Regions from separate parts of the Homo sapiens genome. Here region 2 is linked to region 1. A link is an interaction called in ENCODE POLR2A ChIA-PET data of the cell type or tissue named here. Cell type or tissue: Panc1. All regions are shown on one strand. Links, peaks and the distances in the headings refer to the core of each region. The heading gives the core; the rest is flanking DNA. Region 1 has its middle 120 kb from the start of STT3B. Region 2 overlaps RBMS3 (RNA binding motif single stranded interacting protein 3).

Region 1 (11,405 bases), core at 1,456-9,455:
TGAGTTTTAAGGTATTTTGTTATGTGGCATTATTGTGGTAATAGCTGACTAATACAGAAATAAATTAAGGGAGGATCAAAGGCCATTCCTGTTTCAGCAGGGAAATCTTTGCATTTCAGCCTGGACTTAGGGCTGATCCTAGAGTATAAATAGCTTAGAGCTGGTGGGTAGGCAAGTGAGCCACACTGAGCTGCTAATAAGTGAGTTGGCTCAAGATGAGGGTGGGAGGTGGAGAGGAGGTACTACAGTCTCCCTCAGTATCTGTGAGGGATTGGTTTCCGGACCCCCTCAGATACCAAAATCCACACATATTAAAGTCTCAAAGTTGACTCTTGGGAACTCACATATAAAAAAAGCCAGCCCTTCATATCTGTGGATTTTGTATCTCGCAAATACTGTATTTTCCATCTGTGCTTGGTTTTCTGCTAAACCCGCAGATATGGAGGACCGACTGTATTTATTGAAAAAAAGTTCGTGTGTAAGTGGACCCATGAGGTTCAAACTTGTGTTGCTCAAGGGTTAACTGTAATTCTGTTTCACATTGAGAATTTCCTTTTTTATATTTTATTTTTCAAAATTGACATATAATAATTATACATATTTATGGGGTACCCAATGATGTCTTATGCATATAATGTAGAGTGATCATATCATGGTAATTAGCATATCCATCATCTTCAACATTTATCATTTCTTTGTGCAGGGAACATTCACTATCCTCCTTCTAGCTGTTTGAAACTGTATAATATATTATTGTTAACTAATCTCTCCCCATCACCACTTCTCCAGAATTTGTTTTAAATGGAAATGGATCCAGGTAAATAACTCAGGGCTCTACTTTATAAAAGAGTTAGATCTTGTCCTAAACTGTAACAAGCAGATAAGCTAGACCAGCAATCAATCAAAATCAGACACTTCTCAGAAATACTCCTAAGTCCCTGCCCACCTCAGACCTGTCGTGTTTCTCCATTGTTGCTTTAGAGTGTCAGAGAATGACCTGTAGTGCAGTCATGTCTTTTACTTTTGTCTTCATAGAAAAGCAAGTCTGACCTTGGCCTCTGGGTACCAGAACAATAAATTAAAAAAAGATTTAAATCAAGCAGAACCTCATAGGCATGCTGATTCAGTTCTTCTTCTTTTTTTTTTTTCTTTCTTAAAGGAAATTGTTTTCCTTCCACACAGGAAAAGAAATGCACTGTGGTTTAATTCAACATTAAAATATGGAGTAAGCAAATACAGTTTTCCTAATTAAATTCCACTATGTTGGGTAGTGTGAAGGATAATTTGGACTATGTGAGATGTATGTTTTGGTGAATAAAAGGATTCTTATGGCCGAAGAAGTCAGCGACATGGGTTAAACAACATTTAGCAGCTTTCTTTACTGTAGGACTTTTCAGAGCCTTTGTCTAGCCAGAGGACTTCCCCCACACCCCGCCCCAGGATCATCTCTTGGGAATAGGGTGGAAAATGCTTTCGGAGGCATTGTATTAGATACATGCTTGGACTTTTAATAATCTCTTCTATGACTGTCAAAGGTTGTCCTTGAAGCAATAAAAATGATGGGTACTCTCCAGGAGTGGAGATTTTGGTTTACTCTGCCTGATTTCCTAGATCTGTGGCCATCTCTTGATCAAGGGCCATGTCTTCCTCTTTCTTTCCTGGAACCACTCTTTAAAATGCATGGAATGAGTTTGGCAAGCTTGTTAATGCCTGGATATTTATAAATACGTAAATATTTCATTACTGCTGCTTTCCTCTGTGCAATGCACACTCCCTTGCAAAGGTATTTGTACTAACAGAGCTCAAATCCACTGGCACCCCCACATCTGTCACTGTCTTTCTCCTGGAATTTAATTGGCAACAGTGACTCGAGGGACTTTATTTGGTAGCACTCTGGGAGGGACTCTTTCCCTAAAGGTTCATGTTCACAATGACAGATTTTTCCTTGTGGATGACAAGAGGGGCTTGTAAGCTGAAGCCCCTCCTGCAGAGATTGCCATGCCTCACCTCTTACCCCAGTAGTGTAGCAGGATTCTGCTTGCTCCTTGAGATAGCATATGAGAGCCTGGGTGCTTTTAATTTAGGTTCCCCACACCAGTGTTTCACCACTAGGACCGTGTTCTTCCTTCTATTCTAAAGATAGGAGAGCTTGCTAGGGCTTATTGGTGGGGGAGATAAAGAGCAAAATTGCAGGAAAAAAACTTTCTTATCAAAATTGGATATTTTCTAAGGTAAAAGAAGCACCATTTTTTTTTTTGTCTCCACATCTTTCTTTCATAGTCATGTGGAATCAGACTTGATACTTCCAGTTACTTAGTACATTTTTTTTTCTTTTCTTCCCGAGATGGAGTCTTGCTCTCTCACCCAGGCTGGAGTGCAGTGGTGTGATCTTGGCTCACTGCAACTTCTGTCTCCCAGGTTCAAGCAATTCTCCTGCCTCAGCCTCCCGAGTAGCTGGGATTACAGGGGCCCGCCACTACACCCAGCTAATTTTTGTATTTTTAGTAGAGACGGGGTTTCACCATGTTGGCCAGGCTGGTCTCGAACTCCTGACCTCGTGATCCGCCCGCCTCGACCTCCCAAAATGTTGGGATTACAGGCATGAGCCACCGCACCTGGCCTACTTAGTACTTTTTAATACACATCAAGATTCAGGAGCTTAGAAATAAGAATTCCTGGTAGCTTTGTGAGAACATGATCAGGAAAAAAAAAAAAAATCAGTTACCTGAAAAAGAGAGCTCCGAAGAATACACCAATGTTAGATTGTGATTTTTGACTGTAGGCTAGAGTTTTTCATGATTTTGGTTCTATCATCTGAAATAGGTTTGCACTGATGCAAATCCAACTTCCAGACCACATTTTGCATTTAGTTTTCTTTGCCAAAAACTGAAGGTAATTGTGTGGAATTTGGCATTTTGAGCTTTGGTTTTATTAAGAACCCTCACCGAATCCCTATAACAATGGATTATTAGAAAAGGAATTGCCTGATGGCTTGGAATCCTATGAGATTGCCTCACCTATTCACAAGCAACTGTCTTTTCCATGTTAATATTCCTTGTATTCTTTGATATGTATGATACATATTAAATGGGTTTCCTGAGAGCAGCTTTGGCATTTTTTTTTTTTTTTTAAAGAGAGGGTCTCACCCTGTTACCCAGGCTGAAAGGCAGTGACACAATCATAGCTTGCTGCAGCCTTGAACTCCTGGGCTGAAGCAGTCCTCCTGCCTCAACCTCCCTAGTAGCTGGGACTACAGGTGGCACTGCAGTGCCTGGAATTTTTTTTTTTTTTTTTGAGTTTTTGTAGAGACAGAGTCTTGTTATGTTGCCCAGGGTGGTCTTGAGCTCTGGGTTCAAATGATCTTCCCTCCTCAACTTCCCAAATTCCTGGAATTGCAGGCACGAGCCACAGTGCCCAGCCAGATTTGGCTTTTGAAATCTATGCAAGAGACCCATTTTCTGCCTTTTACCATATTTAATTGTAGTAGATAGTTTCCCTACCACAATTCTAAAAACGGTTGAACTTAACTTTGATTTGCATTATTCTCATTTTTCCATTTATTAGCAAGCATATTGGCTCTGCCAGAGTCATGTAATTATTTTTGTGTCTGCCAGATTAGGGCATATGGTGTATTATTTTGGGAAGGCAGATAATGCTTCCATTTAGAGTGGTATCCAGGCAGTCTGAACATGTCTTAGAAAAGGTTTCTCTGTAAATTAATTTTCCCTCTCAACTGTGTAACGGCAGTATATTAATTTTTTGCTCCTTGAGGCATGCGGATTTAACTAGGAGAGGATTTTATAATGGTCCCCCATGATACCATTGGTTTGGCAATTTGAATATCTTAGCCTGGAGTTTTTTGTTTTCTGTTTTTTTTGTTGTTGTTGTTGTTTTGTTTTGTTTTTCATTTTTTTAAGAAAGCAAGCTGACAGTCTGGTGTGCCTCTTAGAAAAAGGCCACTGAATGAACAGCACTGGGTCCGAAGAGAAATAAGACGGCTATCAGATGCTTTCCACCAGTGTCAGAATATCAGATGCTGTGTCTAAGAAGGGCAGACTGTCCACCAGACGTAAGGACTTCAAAGCACCTGTCAGTGGCTCCAGCTCTCTCCTGTGGAGTCTAATTGGAATCACATAGCTAAATCCCTGCCTAGTGCTTTGGAAACTCAGGGATACATCCTGAAGACACTTCAACCTGAAAAAAAAGGTCATGGGTAACAGTTTTAAAGGAAAAAACAGGTTTCTTTTTTCCTTATTCTTTGTTCACTGAAGAGCTATGGTTAAAAGAAAAAAAATGCTGTCTCTAAAGGTAACTGAAGCCAGGCATGATGGTGTGCACCAGTAGTCCCAGCTACTCGGGAGGCTGAGGTGGGAGGATTGCTTGAGCCCAAGAGTTTGAGACTAGCCTGAGCAACCTAGCGAGACCTCCATCTCTTAAAAAGAAAAGGACCAGCTTGCAAAGTTGACCCTACTTCTGCATGTTTCCTTTTTATGGCTTTTGTCTCTCTGCTGAAGGGATGCTTAGTTCTTTGGAGTAGATGAACTTTGAGGATGCCCCAACCATTGCACTATGCTTCCTGACTTCCATCACCACATCTTCTAGGGGTCACTAAACAGGAACTTGTGGAACAGTGCTTCTCAAACTTTGACCTGCATCAGAATCACCTCGAGGGCTTGCAAACAGACAGCTAAGCTGCAGCCCCAGAGTTTCTGATTCTGTTGGTCTGGACTGGGGTCTGAAAAGTTGCATTTCTACCAAGTTCATGGATGATGATGTTTCTGTTCTGAGGACTACCCTTTGAGAACTATTGGTGTAGATAGAAGCTATGCATGCAGACTCTGAATTTGAATTGCTTGAGTTTATGTACAGTGATTAGCTTTCAAGACATTGCACAAACAAAAATATGTGCATATCAGATCAGTGCCCTTGCTTTGCATGATTTCAATATATGTGAGTTTCAGTCAACATGATATCATGAGGACTGCCTGTGATCTTTAACCTCTCTGTGCTTCAGTTTTCTCATCTGAAAATGGGAATAATAGTACCTACTTTATACAATTGTTGTGAGGATTATATAAGACAATACTTGGAAAGCATGTAAAACAAACAGTGCAATCTATGAATAGGTATTATAATTATTAGAGTAATAGCCTTAGAATTATAAGATTTTGGACCCTGAGGGGATTTTAGAGAGATAATGTAGTCTAATTCTTCACTGCACCCTCTTCTTTAGGAAAAGAAACAGAGTCACAAAGAAGTAGAATAACCTGTCTAAAGTTCTATGAGAATGAAGACACACCTGGCACCAGAATGCTCTTCTCTTAATTTCTAACTCAATACTTTCTCCAAAGCATCATGTTGATTACTCTGCTTTTAAAGATTTGTTCACAAATAATCATTCAGTTTATATTAAGGATGTATTGATCTTACTCAGCTAATATGAAGATTAGAGAGACCTGGGAAATACAGGAGCAATGTTGTAATAAGGAACTTAACAAGCTCCTTGCACTTATTCCATTGCCTTGACTCACAGGAACTCCAGGATGAGTGTGTTTGGTAAAGAGTCTCTGCAGTTCACTCCTGGGTGTTGTCATTCCAAAGGCTCTTACCGCAGAATAGTTTCTTAATTTGCCATCAGACCCAGCCTTTGATGCAGTTATTCAGACAGGTATTTATGGGGAAGCCTTGATGTGTTTACTCATTTATTCAACAAATATTTAATTAAGCACCTACTGTATGCCATGTACCATTGGGTTAAGAACTGTGGAAGTTGGCATCCAGGTAGTTCCTGGCTTGATTTATTTCATTTCTGGTTCCATTTGCTTTTCTTCTGTTCTAGGTGTTCAAAAACCACCTTGTAATAGGTCACAGCTTTCAGGTTCATTGTAGGCACTCAACAAATAATTGACGAAAGAACAAATCAAAGATGGAGGGAAAGTAACTGCAAAAGAGAGTCTTAATTCTCATCTGCAGGCCCAGCCTCAGGGCCCAACTTCCTGATTTTAGAATCTTAGTGAGAGGAGCCAGGCATGGTGGCTCCAGCCTGTAACCCCAGCACTTTGGGAGGCTGGATCACCAGGGGTCAGGAGTTTGAGAGCAGCCTGGTCAACATGGTGAGACCCTGTCTACTAAAAATATAAAAAATTAGTCAGGCATGGTGGCACGCACCTGTAGTCCCAGCTACTCGAGAAGGTGCAGTGAGCTGAGATCGCACTGCTGCACTCCAGCCTGGGTGACAGAACAAGACTCTGTCTCAAAAAAAAAAAAAAAAAAATTAGTGAGGGGTTTCATATTATTCCTAATCTTTACTTCTACCTCATCATCCCTGCACCAAAAGAAAATTAGCTTCAGTTTATTTTGAATGATCCCAAGAACTGCTCTGGCCATTAAGGAATGACTGGGTTATTTGCCAGTGGACCTTGTTCACAAATGGTTTATAACATGGATTCATCCATTTTGGAGGCTGAGTAAATCACAAGGGCCGGCCAAGAGGCTGAATTCACAAACATCAGCCTTCCTGAAAATGAGTCTGTGTTGGATATTTGAACTATTAAAATAATAGTCTACCACTATACATAGCTTTATTGTACATGGATTGTTGTCACATGCATTTGAGAGACCTGGGGGACAGTTACGTGGAAACAATATTAGGCTTTGGGTATTTGAGTAGGGGCTTGGGACAGGAGGCTGGATCATCATTATGCAGCTCAGGGCTTTTGGGTATGGATGACATCAGACTTGCAGTGAATAACTCCTTAAAAAAAAAGAAGGAAAAAGTCCCTGTTTCTATAACCATTGATTGCCCATAGTTAGGCTGATTTACTGCATATTTCTCTGTAGAGAGATTTTCTGAAGTAACTCTTTGGTTGTAACTTGATGTTTGCTTTTTTTTTTCTTTTTTTTTTTTGCAAATAATGTTTTTGTTTTAGAATAGCATGGATTCACAGAAAAGTTACAAAGATAGTCAAGAGAGATCCCATGTATTTCACAGCTTTCCCTGATGTTAACATCTTACATTACTATGGTGCTTTTGTCACAATTAAGAAATCAACATTGGCATATTACTGTTAATTAAACTCTATGGTTTATCCAGATTTCATCAGTTTTTCTCCAGAACATCATCCTTTTTCTGTCCCATGATTCTATCCAGGATACCATATTATATTTATTTGTCATGTCTCCTTAGCTTCTTTGGTATGTGACAGTTTCTGTGACGTTCCTTGGTTTTGATGACCTTGACAGTTTCAAGAAGTACTGGTCAAGTATTTTGTAGAATGTCCCTCAGTTAGGGTTTATATGATGTTTTTCTAATGATTAGACTGTGGTTATGGGTTTTTAGAAGGAAACCATGAAAGTAAAATGCCATTCTCTCAACACTTTAGTTGAGGGGTATCTGTTATCAACATGACTTATCACTGATGACGTTAACCTTGATTGCTTGGCCAATGTAATTTGCCAGATTTCTCCTTTGTGAAGCTTTTTTTCTCCCTTTACATACTACTCTTCAGCAGTAAGTCACTAAATACAGCCACACTCAAGAACTGGGGAGTTAAGTTCTACTTCCTTGAGGAAGGAATATCTACACAGATAATTTGGAATTCTTCTGTATTGGAGATTACTTTCTCTTCCCACTTGTTTATTTATTCAATAATTTATTTATATCAGTAGGGACTCATGGATATTTATTTTACAGTTTGGATTTTAATCCAGTACTACATTATTTATTTTGCTTCTCAAATTTTTCTGATTTTGGCTGTTGGGAGATCTTTCAGGTTGGCTCTTGTGTCCCTTGACGTACCCTCATCATTTTATTTTAAGCACTTCCTTACTTTCTGGTACTGCAAAATGCTCCAGGCTCATCCTGTATATTTCCTGCCCCAGTTCTAGAATCAACTATTTTTCCAAGGAGCCTTGGTTTCTTTTATTGGAAAATGACATTATAAACCAAGATCTTTGCGTTTGGTGGTGAGTTGAAGGTGCTTTTAATAGAACTTCAGCTAGGGAGCGTTTGGTGGTGAGTTGATGGTGCTTTTAATAGAACTTCAGCTAGGGAGCAAGTTGATCATCTGTGGAATTAATTAACAGCCCCATTGGGTTGTTCCAAGTTTTGACAAAGTCAACAAAAAGAGCTTTAGAACATGCAAAAAAGGGCTTATCTTTAAGAGTAAGCTTTTGGGATATTAAGGTAGAGGTAGCTACTTGTTCTATATAGCAGAAATAATCCTTTATTAAAACAATAGTTTTTAAAGAGAGATGCTCACTTTTTTCAATATTCTAGTCCTCAAAATCTTGACTGCAATTGTCATGATGGTTCGCCTCATTCTCCTATCTCTTTATACCAGTACCTGGTGGGCATCTTTATCTTGGAACTCAGAAGCCAATTACAGAAATATTAGTTTGGGAATGACTAAAGACTTTGAAATGAGAACTCTAAATATATGGGACAGAGGGTCACGAAACTCCATTGCCTGCTTCTCAGGAAGTCTACTACGGGCAGTTCTTAGTGCCTAGTGTTGCCTTTCCTGGTCCCATGCGACTCTGCTGACTCAGCCACACTGCTTGGACCTGTGATTGGTAACTTAGACAAAGGCTTGAGATTCACCTACCCTGCCTTCTTTTCTTCTCTGCGGGCTTCCCTGTAATTAACTTCCATTACCCGAGGCTCTATCTTTCACACCAATGAAGTCTGAAATGAGCCGGAGTAACAGTTAAGTTCTTAACAATTTGAAGAAAACTATGTCATTTAAAACATCTGCATATTAAGGCCAACACAGACATATACAACACTTGAATAAATTTTAAAGGTAAACATTGAGGCTTCAATATTTTTTCAGATTTGCTAAACAATGAAAAAGGCTATGGCTCCATACAGCGAAAACGAGTCAGCAGTAAAAAGAATTGAGTACTGGTATCTGCTACAATATGGATAAGCCTCAAAAAGATTACACTAAGGGAAAAAAGCCACATGAAAAAAGACCACATATTGTACGATTCCAATTATATAAAATGTTCAAAGTAGGCAAATCTACTGAGACAGAAACAGATTAGTGGTTGCTTGGGGCAGGTGGTGAAAATGGAGATTAACTGTAAACAGGCATGAGGGATCATATTGGGATGATGGAAATGTTCTAAAACTGGATTATGGTGATGGTTGTACAACTCAGTAAATTTATTAAAAATCGTTGAGTTGTAAATTTAACAGGTGAATATGACAGTCTGAAAACTACACCTCAGCAAAGTTGTTTATGAAAAATAGGTAAGGAAGAGAGAGAGAAAAAATATTATGGCTTCCAGAGCCTCTGGAGGTATATAGGTTCAGCTGTTAGGAGGATTTGGTGGGAAAGTTTTAAAAGCATAATTGTAAAGTAACTTGGAGGTGCCTAGTCCGTGCAACCTAAAAGAACCTAACTAAGCACTATTGTTACCAGCGATGAATCCGCATCTGTACGGGTCTGCAGCAACCTCACTTTTTGCCTCTTCAGAGGAAAGAATTCAAGTGAGGGGCATAAGGCCGAAGGAGAGACCGAGGCAAGTTTTAGAACAGGAGTGAAAGCTTATTAGAAAGCTTTAGAGCGGAACAAAAGGAAGATAATTATACTTGGAAGAGGGCTAAGTAGGTGACTTGAAAGACAAGTGTGTGGTGTGACCTTTTGACCTGAGGTTTTATACTTGGCATATTTCCAGGGTCTTGTGGGCCTTGTCCCCTGATTCTGCCCTTGGGGTGGACTGCTACTAAGGATGATATGAGGATAAAGTGCTTAGGAATAGTCCTTGCACACAGTGGGTGCCCAAGACAGTTGTCACTATTACTATTATTGTTCTAATGCTGGACATCAACCTCTTTTCTTTGTTTCTTTTGATATTCTGCTTGCTGGGTAACCTTTGCTCTGTCTTGGTTTAATATTAGAGTATCTTATTTCTTTTTTTCTCTCATTTTAGTAGTAAAGCATTTGTTCATTAAAGTTCACAGAAAGTTGTTAGAGTTTGTGTACGTGCTTTCAAAAGGGTCACTCTAAGTACCCACTTTTTGCTTAAGAGGTTTGCTTCCCTCCTATGTCATCTGCAACATGCCTGGCCCTAAATAATTCCTTACCCAAAAAAGACTTTTCTCTGGGTGGAGTTCAGACTCTTCCGGTCCCTCTATCTGAACTAAGCCTTCTGTCCTGTTTGTGTTTTCTGGGCTGTGGAGTAAGGAGGAGTTTTTTTTTTTTTTTTTTTTTTTTTAGCTGTTCCCCGTTTTTAGGAAGAATCATTTCCTGATTGGGGTTTGGGCTGAAAATGGAATTTTCCCTGGGTTGGGTAGAAAATTCCAGAATCCAGGACTATTTCTCAAGACAAATCCCCAGCTCCACCTCCACCACACTACCTATAACAGTTGGAGGAAACTCTTAATGGTAAGAAGCTGATGGAGTCAAATGTCCCCAACTCCACCTCCCCCACCACACGTATAACAGTTCAGAGGATATTCTTGCTTAATATAATTCCACTTTTAATATTGTTTCATATGCAAGTGCATTTTTATAAAGATGCCCATAATTTTGCCTTGACTGAATTGTTCTTCCAAGCTATATCTTGCACACGCCTCCAAGCTACATAAAGAGTTCATTACTAAATAATTTTCCTTTCTATAAGATATTCAGATAAACTGTATTGTATACTCTTTGAGGTGTGCGTGTGTGTGTTTTATTCAAAAGTACCCACAGGAGGGTAGAACGCTACAAGGAACAAATGAAGACATATTTCCACTTCATGCTGGTGGCCAGAATTGGAGGAAATCCAAACTTGGAAAAGAAAATCCTGGGCCGTGCTGCTGAAATCTCTGTGGCATTATTTTAGATTCCAAAAAGATTAACTCATGATTTAGTAAAAGTACTGCTAGGGGATATTTAAAAAAATCAATTTCATTGAGGTACTTGTTATTAATATATTATTAAATGCACTCATTCTATGTGTACAATTCAGGAAACTTGACAAAGATGTGCACTCATGTAATCACCACCACAATCAAGATATAGAACATTATTCTCTTTGCTGGGGGGATTCTTAATCCTAATAAAGTCCTCTAGTAGAAGAAGGGCAAGACTGTGAGGAATTAAGTTCTTTTAAAGGGGAGAAAGGGCCCATATTCTGAAGGACTAATGGTGGTGGGTTTTATTGCCTAGAAGAGGATGTGGCACTATTTGACCATGAGAGAAAAAAGTAAGCCAGGAACTGGAGTTTTCCATGAGAGGACCCCAAGTGAAAGCTTTCCTTTTTTTTTTTTAAATTTTACTCGAAGTCATGTTTATTATTCTGTGTTAAGTGTCACCAATCTTTTACAATGTCACAGACTGTAGGTCAGTGGCAGATGTCTAAATACAGGGCAGCAAAAGAAATACCACCGTCTCTGCATCACCCTTTGGCTG
Region 2 (11,405 bases), core at 1,133-9,132, 1.4 Mb after region 1:
TTCCACTCCTCCCTTTCAACTTCTGGTTGCTTCCGGCAATCCTTGGCATCCCTTGGCTTGCAGCTTCATCTCTCCTGTTGCTGCCTTGGTTCTCACATGGCTGTCTTCCTTCTGTGTGTGTGTGCATATGTGTCCAAGTTTTCCTCTTTTTATAAGGACACCAGTCATATTGGATTTAGGGCCCACCCTAATCCCTAATCTCATTTTAAGTTGATTACATCTCCAAAGACCTTATTTCCAGATAAGGTCATATTAACAGCTTCTGGAGGTTACATCTTAAACATATCTTTTTTGAGCAGGTCTGGAGGGAGACACCATTCAACCCTGTATACCATATAAGCCCGGGAATATGATTCCCCTAAACATTCTTAATGAGTTGCTAAAGACAGCCTGTGGGCTAGTGTGAGAGTGTGGAGCCCAGAGAATCTGCAAATATAACAGAATGTGCTCCCTCTTGCAGGCTTTTCCTCCAAACTCCCACCAGGAAAATTGGAGAGGAATCTCCAGAAAGAGACAAAGAGAACGTGAGAAAGAGATCTTGCAAAAGTCAAATCCCTGATACCCAGACTCAGGCATATCAGAACCTCAAAGAACTCACTTCTCTTACCAAAATTTTAAGACACAATGCATATATATATGTATATACACACAAGCGTATATATATGTCCACATACACATATATATACACATATGTGTATATAAAAAATAAAATACATATATATGTATATATATACGTGTATATATATACATATATGCATTGTGCCTTAAAATTTTAAAAATATATAAAATATATTAATATTTTAAAATTATATATATATATATATATATATTTTTTTTTTTTTGAAACAGAGTCTCACTCTGTCACCCAGGCTAGAGTGCAATGGTGCCATCTTGGCTCACTGCAACCTCCACAGCCCAGACTCAAGTGATTCTCGTGCCTCAGCCTCCCAAGTAACTGGGACTACAGGTGCGTACCACCCCACCCAGGTAATTTTTGTATTTTTGTAGAGACAGGTTTTTACCATGTTGGCCAGGCTGGTCTCAAACTCCTGAGCTCAAATGATCCATCTCCATTCTGCCTCCCAAAGTGCTAGGATTATAGGCGTGAGCCACTGTGCCCGGCCACAATGCATATTTTAATAGAAATTCTGCAGAGGGTTCACCAAAGTAGTAGGCTTTATGTTAGTTTTACAAAGGCTTTGATTCCTGCTTGCAGGACCACAATGGTAAAAGGATGTATGCATGGTAATCTCTCCACCCCAAATGCTATGTAAACCCCAAAGCACATACCTGGGTAGTAGCATAAAGAGACCTGGTTGATCACTGACCTGAAAGATTCAGTGTCAGGAAAGTAAGAAAGTGATGGCAAAATCTACGTAAGAAAGCCCTAAGCAATTTAAAATTATAATCAGAAGCCAAAGGAGTTGTCATTTTAGTTGGTGGGCGTGGGTTTAATATATTCCATATGATATGCTTTGTAAACGATGGTATATTGGCAACTTCTAGCTCTGGAGGGTCTCCCATTGAAGTCTGGAATCAGCTGCCCCATGTCAATTATTGTCTGAATAAGCAGACAATAAATGACATGCCACCAAACCTTAAATGAAGCCTTACAACCAGTCTTTCCTTAGGACTCACCAATTGCTTTTAAGTATGGCTCACCTGAGCTCAGGAATTCCAGACCAGCCTGGGCAACATGGTGAAACCCCATCTCTACAAAAAATTAGCCAGGCATGGTGGTGCACGCTTGTTGTCCCAGCTACTCAGGAGGCTGACATGGGAGGATCACCTGAGCCCAGGGAGTAGAGGTTGCAGTGAGCTGAGATTGTGTCACTGCCGTCCAGCCTGGACAACAGAGTGAAATCCTGTCTCAAAAATAAAATAAAATAAAATATAAAATAAAATAAAATAGGCTGGTTAATACTCTCTCATGGACATTTAGTTTAGGACTTTTGCTAAGCTATAAGGGATGTTAAACATTGAAGAGATGGTAGAAATAATTTGTCTGATCTCTGAAACTGAAGGTCTTTAAAATTTGGGTAATATAGCCATGTGTATAGTTTTCAGAGGAATAATAGATATCTTGCGGTTTCAAACACAAGCAAAAATGTTAGTTTTCTCTTCATGTATAACACCTATATTCTCATAAAAACATGCCAGCTTGCATTTATGTACAGTAAAATTCCAACAAAAATCATTCTAGGGTTTTAGAGTTCAAGATAGAGTTACCTTTGGAAGAAGGGTTTGCATAATGACTGAAACAGAGCATGGGAAAGTGATATCTTTTTGGTTGCTAATAATATTCTGTTTCTTGGTTATTCTTGTGTATTCAGCTTGTGGACATCGTTGTGTTGATCATTCATGGTATATTGTTGTTTGTTTATTATCTTACTGCATTTTAGTAAAAAGTAAAAATCAAAACCCAAAACAAACAGGAAACAAATCAACCATAAGACAAGAGGGGCGGGAGATCATGGCAGCAGGCAAAGAGGCAGAGCTATGCATATATCTCACAGCCACTGTCTTATGCTCATTAGACTTGTTTCAGGTGTTTTAGAGGCCAGACCTTGTTACATTTTCTAGTAGCAATAGTTTGTCTTAGAAATATTTGTTTGATGCAACCTACCTATTGGTGTGACTATTTTGATACCGTCTACTTGTTGGGATAAACATGCTTTATCAACTCGAGGTCTAAAGAAGATTCTGCCCCTAGTTCTTCAATCTGGTTTTCAGTTCACAATGTATAGTAGTCTTCTCAAATTGTTAACACTTGCCCCCTTCCATCAGTAGCTGCCTTTAGATTATATGCTGATATGTAGGAAGTCCTAAGAAGGTAGAGCGTGTCTGGTGATTGGATGATAAAATAGGATTATCATTCAAAATCGTGGGTGAATTTAGCTCAACCAGCAGCTATGTTTCTGTGTTCTCTTGTTCTTGTGGCCTGGAAGCTGGTGGCTTCAAGCCTGGCATTTGTGTCCTCCAGAATCTGAGCAGCATTGCAAAGTAGCTAAGTGTCACCTTGGTTCTACCATTGCCTCCTTTCATCTTCTTAGATATTAATCTTGTCTTTAACTCTCAGGAGTTACCCTCATAAAAACATCTTTAAAGAGAAACATCAGAACTAAACAGTTAAAATTATGCATAACACTTGATTGATGATAATTTTTAGAGCATTTACACATGATATATATATTGCCTGTTTTATCATAATCATTCTGAGAAATAAAAGATATGTATTTTGAGACATAAAAAACCTGACATTCAGAAAGGAAGAAAAAATATTTTGCAGATGGTATACCTAAAGTCAAAATCCAAGCTCTTTTCACTGCTTGCCTGGTATTTTTTCTAATATTTTGTTATCTATCTCTAAGAATAAAGTTATAATGGTGAAATGCCAGGTAATAGAAAAGTTATTTTGGGCAAACAATTCATTCCTTCAAGCCATATGAATAGATTCAGCATTATTAGGAGGAAAATCATTGGCTTTTGTACTTAGCTGATCCTGTGTGTGGATTTTGCCTGTACCATGAAAACATGGCCAAGTCCTATAACTTTGAAAAGTTATGTCCAACTTAGAATGGCATATTCCACTCTCCTTGCTGTCAAAAGAATTAAATGTCCCAGATCACTTGGGAAAAAGATAACAGACACTCTGTTAAGGGGCTGAACTAGGGAGTAAGCAGCAGCAAGGGTTAAACATATTGCCCACAAAACTCTCTGATCTTATTTCACACCAAAATGTCACAAACTGGTACTTACTAGAATACAATACCTTACAAACAAGAATGCCTACTCTCTTTTGGCATCATTAAATTATTTATGGAGGGTCCATTTGCTAGAAACTGTTCAATGAATGAGTCAATGAAAAGTTAAACCTATCTATTTGGTAGACAAGTACTTTCCTTCTAGAGTAAATCAGACAGACTCAAATACAGAAAAGATTGAAACAGCAAGTTATTTCTGGAACAGAAAATGTGAATTGTGTTGAGTTTTGTCACTAAGGTGATTAGAATAAGTGTCCAATGCCCTTCTTCTACAGAAATCACAAATCCCAGGCCAAGTGAGGCAATCTATTAAAAAAAAATGCTGATTAAAAACAAACAAGTAAGAACACACACACACAAACAACTGCCTTCCCCATTGGCATTTCCCAAAGTCATTTCAGAAGAAATTTTTGAAGCCAGGGGTTGAGAATTTGAATGTATTTTTAAAGCACTCTCTAGCCCTTCCTAAGTATAGGTCCATGGGTAGGTTGCCCAACTCTCCAAGCCCCATCTGGGAAATGGGGACAATTTTCCAATCCCTGTCTCAGAGCACTCTTGTGAAAGTTGTATGAACTCAAGTATGTGAGGGCACTTGGTGCAGCTCTTGGCACAGAGTGAGTGCCCAGTTAATAGTGATTCTTTCTCTTAACAGCCTTATCTCACATTACTGGTTTTGTGTAGGAATAGAGAACCTGGGATTTGGGTTTGGAATCCACTAGAGACTAATACAGCAGCGCCACCTGGTGACCATTTTACCACAATAGTAACCTAACAACGTCCTAAAGATCATGGGTGAGAAAGCTATCTCCCTTTGTTTCTAAAGATTTAAATAAAAATACAGTCTCTTGATATATTAGAGAGACTTTTATCATTATTGAAAGTGTCACTCCTTAAAAAAATCCAGAAATAATCAAATTCTCAGAGATTAAGTTTGAGCTATATTTTCATTGTACTGCCTTTGGAAAGCAGCAGTTAAATGTTATCTTCATCAGCATCAATTAAAAAAGGCATAATGGAACATAAACCTTGTTAGAACTATTGAGAATTGACAATTCACTCTGTTCTTCTTGGAGAAAATAAATTATTAGACAGTAAAAAAATGCATAGATATGAGATCAGAAAATCATGATTATTTTATGTACGAGGGTCACATAATAAATGTAGTTTGTTTCTTCATTTCCTAGTCTTCATTCTGCTGTGTTCATACCTTGTAACCTAGGGTTCTTCACCAGAAACCTCTAGGTACATTTTAGGAAATGCCAAAATGTCTTGCAATTTGAAGCAAAATTTTTGTGCATATTGGGTGGTGGTGCAGTACTATTATTTTTTAATCCTAAACAAATAAACAAAAAAGAATTTCTATCAAAAGAAAGCTTTGATAGAACATGGGTGTGGTGTTCTGAATGTTTATGTCTCCCAAAAATTCATATGTTGAAATACCCCTAAGGTGATGGTATTAAAAAGTGGGGGCTTTTTGACATGATTAGCTCATGAGGACTCTGCCCTCATAAAAGGAATTAGTGCCCTTATGGAAAAGGCCTGTGAGAACTTGTTTGCCCCTTCAGCCTTGTAAAGACACATAGAAAGCACAATCTATGAGGAACAGGCCCTCACCAGACCCCAAAACTGGTGCCTTGATCTTGGACTTTCCAGCTTCCAAAACTGTGAGCAATGAATTTCCGTTGTTTATAAATTACCCAATCCAAGACATTTTGTTACAACAGCCCAAACAGAACAAAGGCAGTGGGTAAAACTAAGTTCAAGATCTTTGTTCCAGGCCGGACACAGTGGCTCACGCCTGTAATCCCAGCACTTTGGGAGGCCGAGGCGGGTGAATCACAAGGTCAGGAGATCGAGACCATCCTAACACGGTGAAACCCCGTCTTTACTAAAAAATACAAAAAATTAGCCGGGCGTGGTGGCAGGCGCCTGTAGGAGAATGGCGTGATCCCGGGAGGCGGAGCTCGCAGTGAGCCAAGATCGCGCCACTGCACTCCAGCCTGGGCGACAGAGCGAGACTCCGTCTCAAAAAAAAAAATCTTTGTTCCACACTTACTTTCTTAAACTATCCAATAAATCCATTCTTCCAGTTTTCTCGTCTAGTTTTCTCTTCTGCCAGTACAATGTGAACTGATGTTCAGAAAGGGAAATGGTATATACACAACATATTCTTAGAGCCTGGGCACCGGTTGGAGAGCTTTCTCCACAGCCTCCCCTGGGTGCATGTATTCTAAAGCAAGAAGATGCCATGTGGGAAATCACCTTGATGTAGTGGTAGCTTCCAACTACACTGTTATGCAGATTATACTAGAAGTCATAGAACAGAAAGACTCACAGACCAATAAAGATGCTAGAAGCACGGGGCTTATTAAATCAATTTTAAATACACAGAAAAGAAACAAGGTGAAAGTCATGGGGTAGGTTGACTCATTGAGGTTAAAGTGCGAGAGGGGTGGAAGCACACTAGCTGAATGTTCTGCAATGTTGGTATATATACTCCTTTTCCCTCTGCCACATCATCCTTCTCCAGTGATGGTGTGTTATACCAGAGTTGGGTTTTGAGCAATGAAAGAGGGAGCCAGTGGAGCATTCTTACTCCCTCCAAGACAATCAGGGGCAAACCACTGAAATTCACCAATTAGGTTGATGAGCTGCTGTGGGTACCAGAATGGAAGGCAACAAAGAGTGAGCAAATTAAGACCTAATGAATAGTGAATGCTTAATTTTCTCATATATATATATATATCTAGTGTATCACATATAGTGTTTTCTTGGTCTTTCTTTCCCTTTCTATTTTTGTTCACACTCACATGCTGTACTTAGCTTTTCTGTCTTAAGGGTCGCTTTGTTGTTTAACACATCATAGGAATTTCATGTATCCCTTTGTTTTCCTGTCTTCTACAGTAGAATGGAATATTTTTGAACAACACAGCAAATGACTATTACAGAACAGGATATTACTGGCTCTTAAATATGAGCTCCAAGCTAGCTTGGATTACTCTGGTCTGGAAAAATAGGTTTTCTTTTTATTTGCTTAGCACAGTCTTCTGTAACTTGAGGAATGGACACTTCTGATTTTGGTTGACCTGGATTTAATCCTTGCAGGGATACAAACCATAGGTGTCAAATATAACTGGCCTTCATCCAAGATTCATCAAGTAGTTGGTAGCTGTTAGGCATGTTTGGAGACAGGAGTTCTGTGGTCTCTAAATCCCTAAACTTGAGAATGAGGAAGATTGTGGGAGTCCCTGGGAAGACCTAAATGGTCCTCTCTTTCTAAATTCCCACAAACAGTGGCTTTCTCAGGTCCCCTTGGCATGTATTGAATATTCTCTCCTCTGTCATTTTTTGTTAGCTGAGATGATTATTTAAAAAATTCCAGCACTGTTCCAGATTAAAGGTGGGCACCACTCCTTCCTATCAGCCCTCCTCCCACAACCAGTCTCTGGATGAGTGCAGAAAAACACAACAGCCCTATTCAATTGATTTTATTTTCATTTTTTATTGAAAGCTTCATCAAAGAAAACAGAAGTTTAAACCTAACATCCACTGATCTACAGAAAGCCCAAGGGATGGGGGAGATGGTTGCTAATTTGACTGTGGTACAGATGAAGAAATTAAAAATAAAACCAGAAACACCTTAGAATTACAGAACTTTCCATGACAGTCAGAGACAGCAGTACAAAAATGCTCTTAAATAAAGTTCAAAATTGAATGATGTTTCAGAAGTTCCATGAAGTTGAATATGGACTGAAACAAGGGTTTTAAAAGAAGCTGTGTCCCTTTTTTTTTTTATAGAGACTGAATATCTCATAGCAGATACTACTACATATATTTTTTTAAATTAAGATTCCATTTTTCTTCTTCTTCTTTTGAAATAAATGGAAGCATTTGTGTCCAGAATAGAGAAAACTTTTTCAAATATCTTTTTGAAATAATTTTTACAGTTCCTGAAAAGCATGGAATAACTTATTTTTTTATATATGAAGAGATAACATATTTGAGGGAGGAGGAAAAAACATCTTTCTCAATAATCTTAGACCAGAGGGTTTGAAACAAAATATAACATTAAAGTTACACTTTGGACATTGTTTAAATTTGATGTGATCATAAAAATAATCCACGGGGGTGTCAAAGTCATTCGGCCTTAATAAGTAACGCAGTCAAAATGTAATGAAAACAATGCAATAGTTTTGGTCAAAGAAAGATTTAAAAATATGAATATGACTGTACCAAGAGCTACCGTTATACTCTCATTGCAGAAGTCGTGTTGATCCGTGCTACTGGTTCAAATTTAGTGGAGTGAAGGAAACAAAAATAGCTTTCTTTTGAGGGAAGCTGAATTCTTTGCTATGATTTTTTTCCCATATATTCTGCAAGAATTTAGCCAACTCTCAATTATTTGTGGTAGATAAGAAAAGACATTATAGATAATCAAAATTTATGACATATAATGTACTGATATTAATTTTACCAATGATTTCAAACCCCCTTAAGAAATTAATACTTTATAAGAAATAAAATAATCAAATTTTATTTCCAATTGTTTGTTCCACCCTCAGGTGACATGCTAATAAAAGGAAACAGAGCCCAAGCCCTACACGCTGAAAAGAAAAAACAAAACACACCCACAAAGTAGATAATTAGCCCTTCAAAAATTGAGAGTGATTGTATTTATGCACAATTTAGAAATTGGGGCAGTAGTAAGAAAAGCTCAAGTATGACTCAGTGGCCTAGTGGTTCTTCCTGCAGATCCAAGCTTGACTGCACCTCTACTTCAGCTTTAAAGCTTTCTAAGTGGAAGAAAATTTTCTTGATATATTATTTTCCCTCACAAAAATAAACAGAAATGAATATTGAAAGCCATTCATCCCTTTTTTGCTATAGAGAGTATCTATATGTTAGAGTATAAAGCCAATGATAAAAGAAATTAATCTGGGGTGAACTCTTGTCTCTCACATCATAAAAGGTCTTTGGGGCCAGTTGGGGATTTAGTGTTTAGTTTTTGTACTTTCCTGAATGCTATGTAATCCGCAAAGGACAGCCATGACCAAGAGCATTTGGATTAAAGGACCAATTTCATACTTAAGAATGTTTGGTAAGAAATGTTAAACTTGAGTCAGACCCAACTGTCTTCCAATGCCACAGTGGATGTCATTTGTAAAACAAATTGATTCATTAATGAAATCCCATTATCACTTGCCACAGGAAGGGTAGAGTGTACAGAATCAATGAGCCTGTTTAAATTCTGTCAATCCCTCAGATTGAAGTGAGAGGCTGTCAGTCCCAGTAAGCTCAAAATTTTGAAGCATGCCAGCTACAATAACATGAAAGACAAAATCTCATCCTTCACTTTTTACTGAAGACAAAGTAATATAGATCAAGGTTCTATGACAGGTTTAAGCTTTATTATAGTGTGTGATTCCTCAAATGTGCTGAATGTTGTTATACACGTACATAAACATTGTCCCTTTACTTGATTTCAAATCATATAAAAAAACATTTATTAGTGAAACCCACTTGAGAATTTCTGCTTATCAGCTCATCTGCAGTGGTTCATGCACTCAAATTAAGAATGAAAATGAATTGCCAAATGTATTTTAATCTCCTATTAACATCATAATGTCTAGACAGCCTATTGAAACTTCTCCTCAGTCGTGAAGATGACTGCAAGAGTCCTAATTAAATCAAATTTCACTTTTCATTAATAGGGGTTTTAGGCCACTGTAAAAAAAAATAGGTATTTAGCAAATATCCCAATTATTTAAATAAAGAGGTTTTTTTGGGAAAAAAAAATTACTTTTTTGGAGTCATGCATAAATTGAAAGTACTTTTAAAGCACTTTGCAAGGGGTCCAAAGATGTATTTTTAGGCATAGTAAAATAAAGTGAAATTCCTGCTTTAAACAGCCTTCTTCAGTTCTCAGCCTTATATTTCTAATGAGAGTGCTTTTAACACCATGCAGTTTTTCATTAGAAGGGGGTGGAAGTGAGTCATATGCTTTCAAATGTGACAGATCTGCTAAGGTCACAGGAGGAAGTAATTCAAGTGAAATTTGGAGGTAACATTCTGAAATGTTGAAATCTACCAAGGAAACAAACTAATCCTCGCAAAACTAGAGTCAGGTAGAGGACTGTTTTAAAAGAGTATTATGACATTTGCAATATTCAAGACATGTCAGCATTCAAGGACAAACTGTCATCAGCACCTGCCAGTATGACCTTCAGTTCACTTGGGCTCATTACGTTGTCTTTAGAAGACATGGCCATGTATTGGGGAGCTCCAAGTTACCATGAACACTTTGCCTCCCTTGACAATACCATACCATTATTAAAAGAAAACTCACTGTTGCACTGACCATGAAACTAGAGTTTAGACGAGACAGTGTTTCTCTCATTTGGATTGTGGCTTTAGTTTGTTTCCTGATGTTTAAGCTAAGTCTTGGCTATTAAAGTCAAAAGGAAAAATGGAAACATCCAAATAAATGCTTGAAAATCTGGTGGACCAGAATGCACAGAAAATTAACTTCAACTTAAAGAAAAAAAAAAAGATTATAGTCCTAGTTAGGATGGGCGACAGAGCGAGACTCCGTCTCAAACAAACAAACAAACAAATCACTACAATATATTTTGTTGATTAAATTTGAATTCTGTTGTCTGTATATATTGAAAACTTATTTTGGTTTATTACCACACAATGTAATGCTGCTTACCTGTTGATGCTTTTTTTTCTCTCCCAGACTTGGCTCTTCAAAACAAGTCTTAGGTAAGACAACAGACAAAGCAGGGCAAATTTGAGTATGTGCCGTTGTTTTCCTTCTATTTTTTTTCTTTTTGGTTTGAAAACATACATTTTATAGAATGGCATGATATAAACTATCCAAACACAAAACACACATGAACACATCAAATGACAGGTCATTTCCTTTTGCAGAAACTGGCTTAAAAAATTGATATTGAAATTTCATAGTTGAAAAAAATATTTCTGAATGTACAAATAAAGCAGCAGTTTTGAATAGAAACAGGAAGTTACCTAGGCACATTCATTAGCCACATGGTAGCTACCTCTTAGCCTCATTGTTGATTGTGTGAATGAGACTTTCTTTGTATCACATTAATACATGTTTTTGGTTATTTTTTCACAAAAATGAAAGAAAGTATGTTGGTTTCATATTCAAATGAATTATGCCCAGGATAATCCTTATTTATACAAAAAGAGTTTAGAGAGTGAAAAAGAGAAACAGAAAATATGGTTCTCATACATGTCTTTTTGTACCCCAAAAAACTTTGGGGCCCACTTTTCAAAGATAAAAACTTAAGTGCCACCTTTATAATGCATGGGAAGCTGAAGGATGGAACAAAAGACAGTATAAATCTAGCATTTTCTCTAAAGCATGAAAAACCATAATGGTGAGTGTGACCAGTTGGAATTTCTCTATAACGCACACTACATTTTCTTGGATACACTTTTGTCTCCAATGTGACCATAAATATATGGAGTCATTCTCTGATTTGGGCTTCCAGTGCATGGGGTTGCAAATAAGAGAACCAGAGTTTACAGAAATAGTAGAATATTGACAATTTCACATGAGTCAACCTTATTACTCATGTTGACCTAATGGGAATATGATTTACCTTTAAA

What was found. Peaks named below come from ENCODE experiments on the same cell type or tissue, not always from the same donor. Only the 100,000 strongest peaks of a DNase experiment are listed, where the experiment ranks them.
Region 2: POLR2A ChIA-PET joins it to region 1 with 19 read pairs; 1 of 35 experiments calls an interaction of 5 or more read pairs at or near these places.

What each region holds. Positions count from the first base shown.
Region 1 is chr3:31,407,196-31,418,600 of GRCh38, reverse strand. No RefSeq gene overlaps it. Among named protein-coding and RNA genes, the nearest start is that of STT3B, 120 kb to the left of the region's middle. RefSeq lists an enhancer at 4,912-6,111. In Panc1, for the core only: no CTCF peak of the experiment used is centred there; a DNase peak (open chromatin) is centred at 5,640.
Region 2 is chr3:30,006,228-30,017,632 of GRCh38, reverse strand. RBMS3 (RNA binding motif single stranded interacting protein 3) reads right to left here. Exons shown (of 15, transcript NM_001003793.3): 15 at 7,247-11,405. Among named protein-coding and RNA genes, the nearest start is that of RBMS3-AS1, 78 kb to the right of the region's middle. In Panc1, for the core only: CTCF peaks have their summits at 4,282 and 4,485 (motif pointing left); DNase peaks (open chromatin) are centred at 4,282 and 4,502.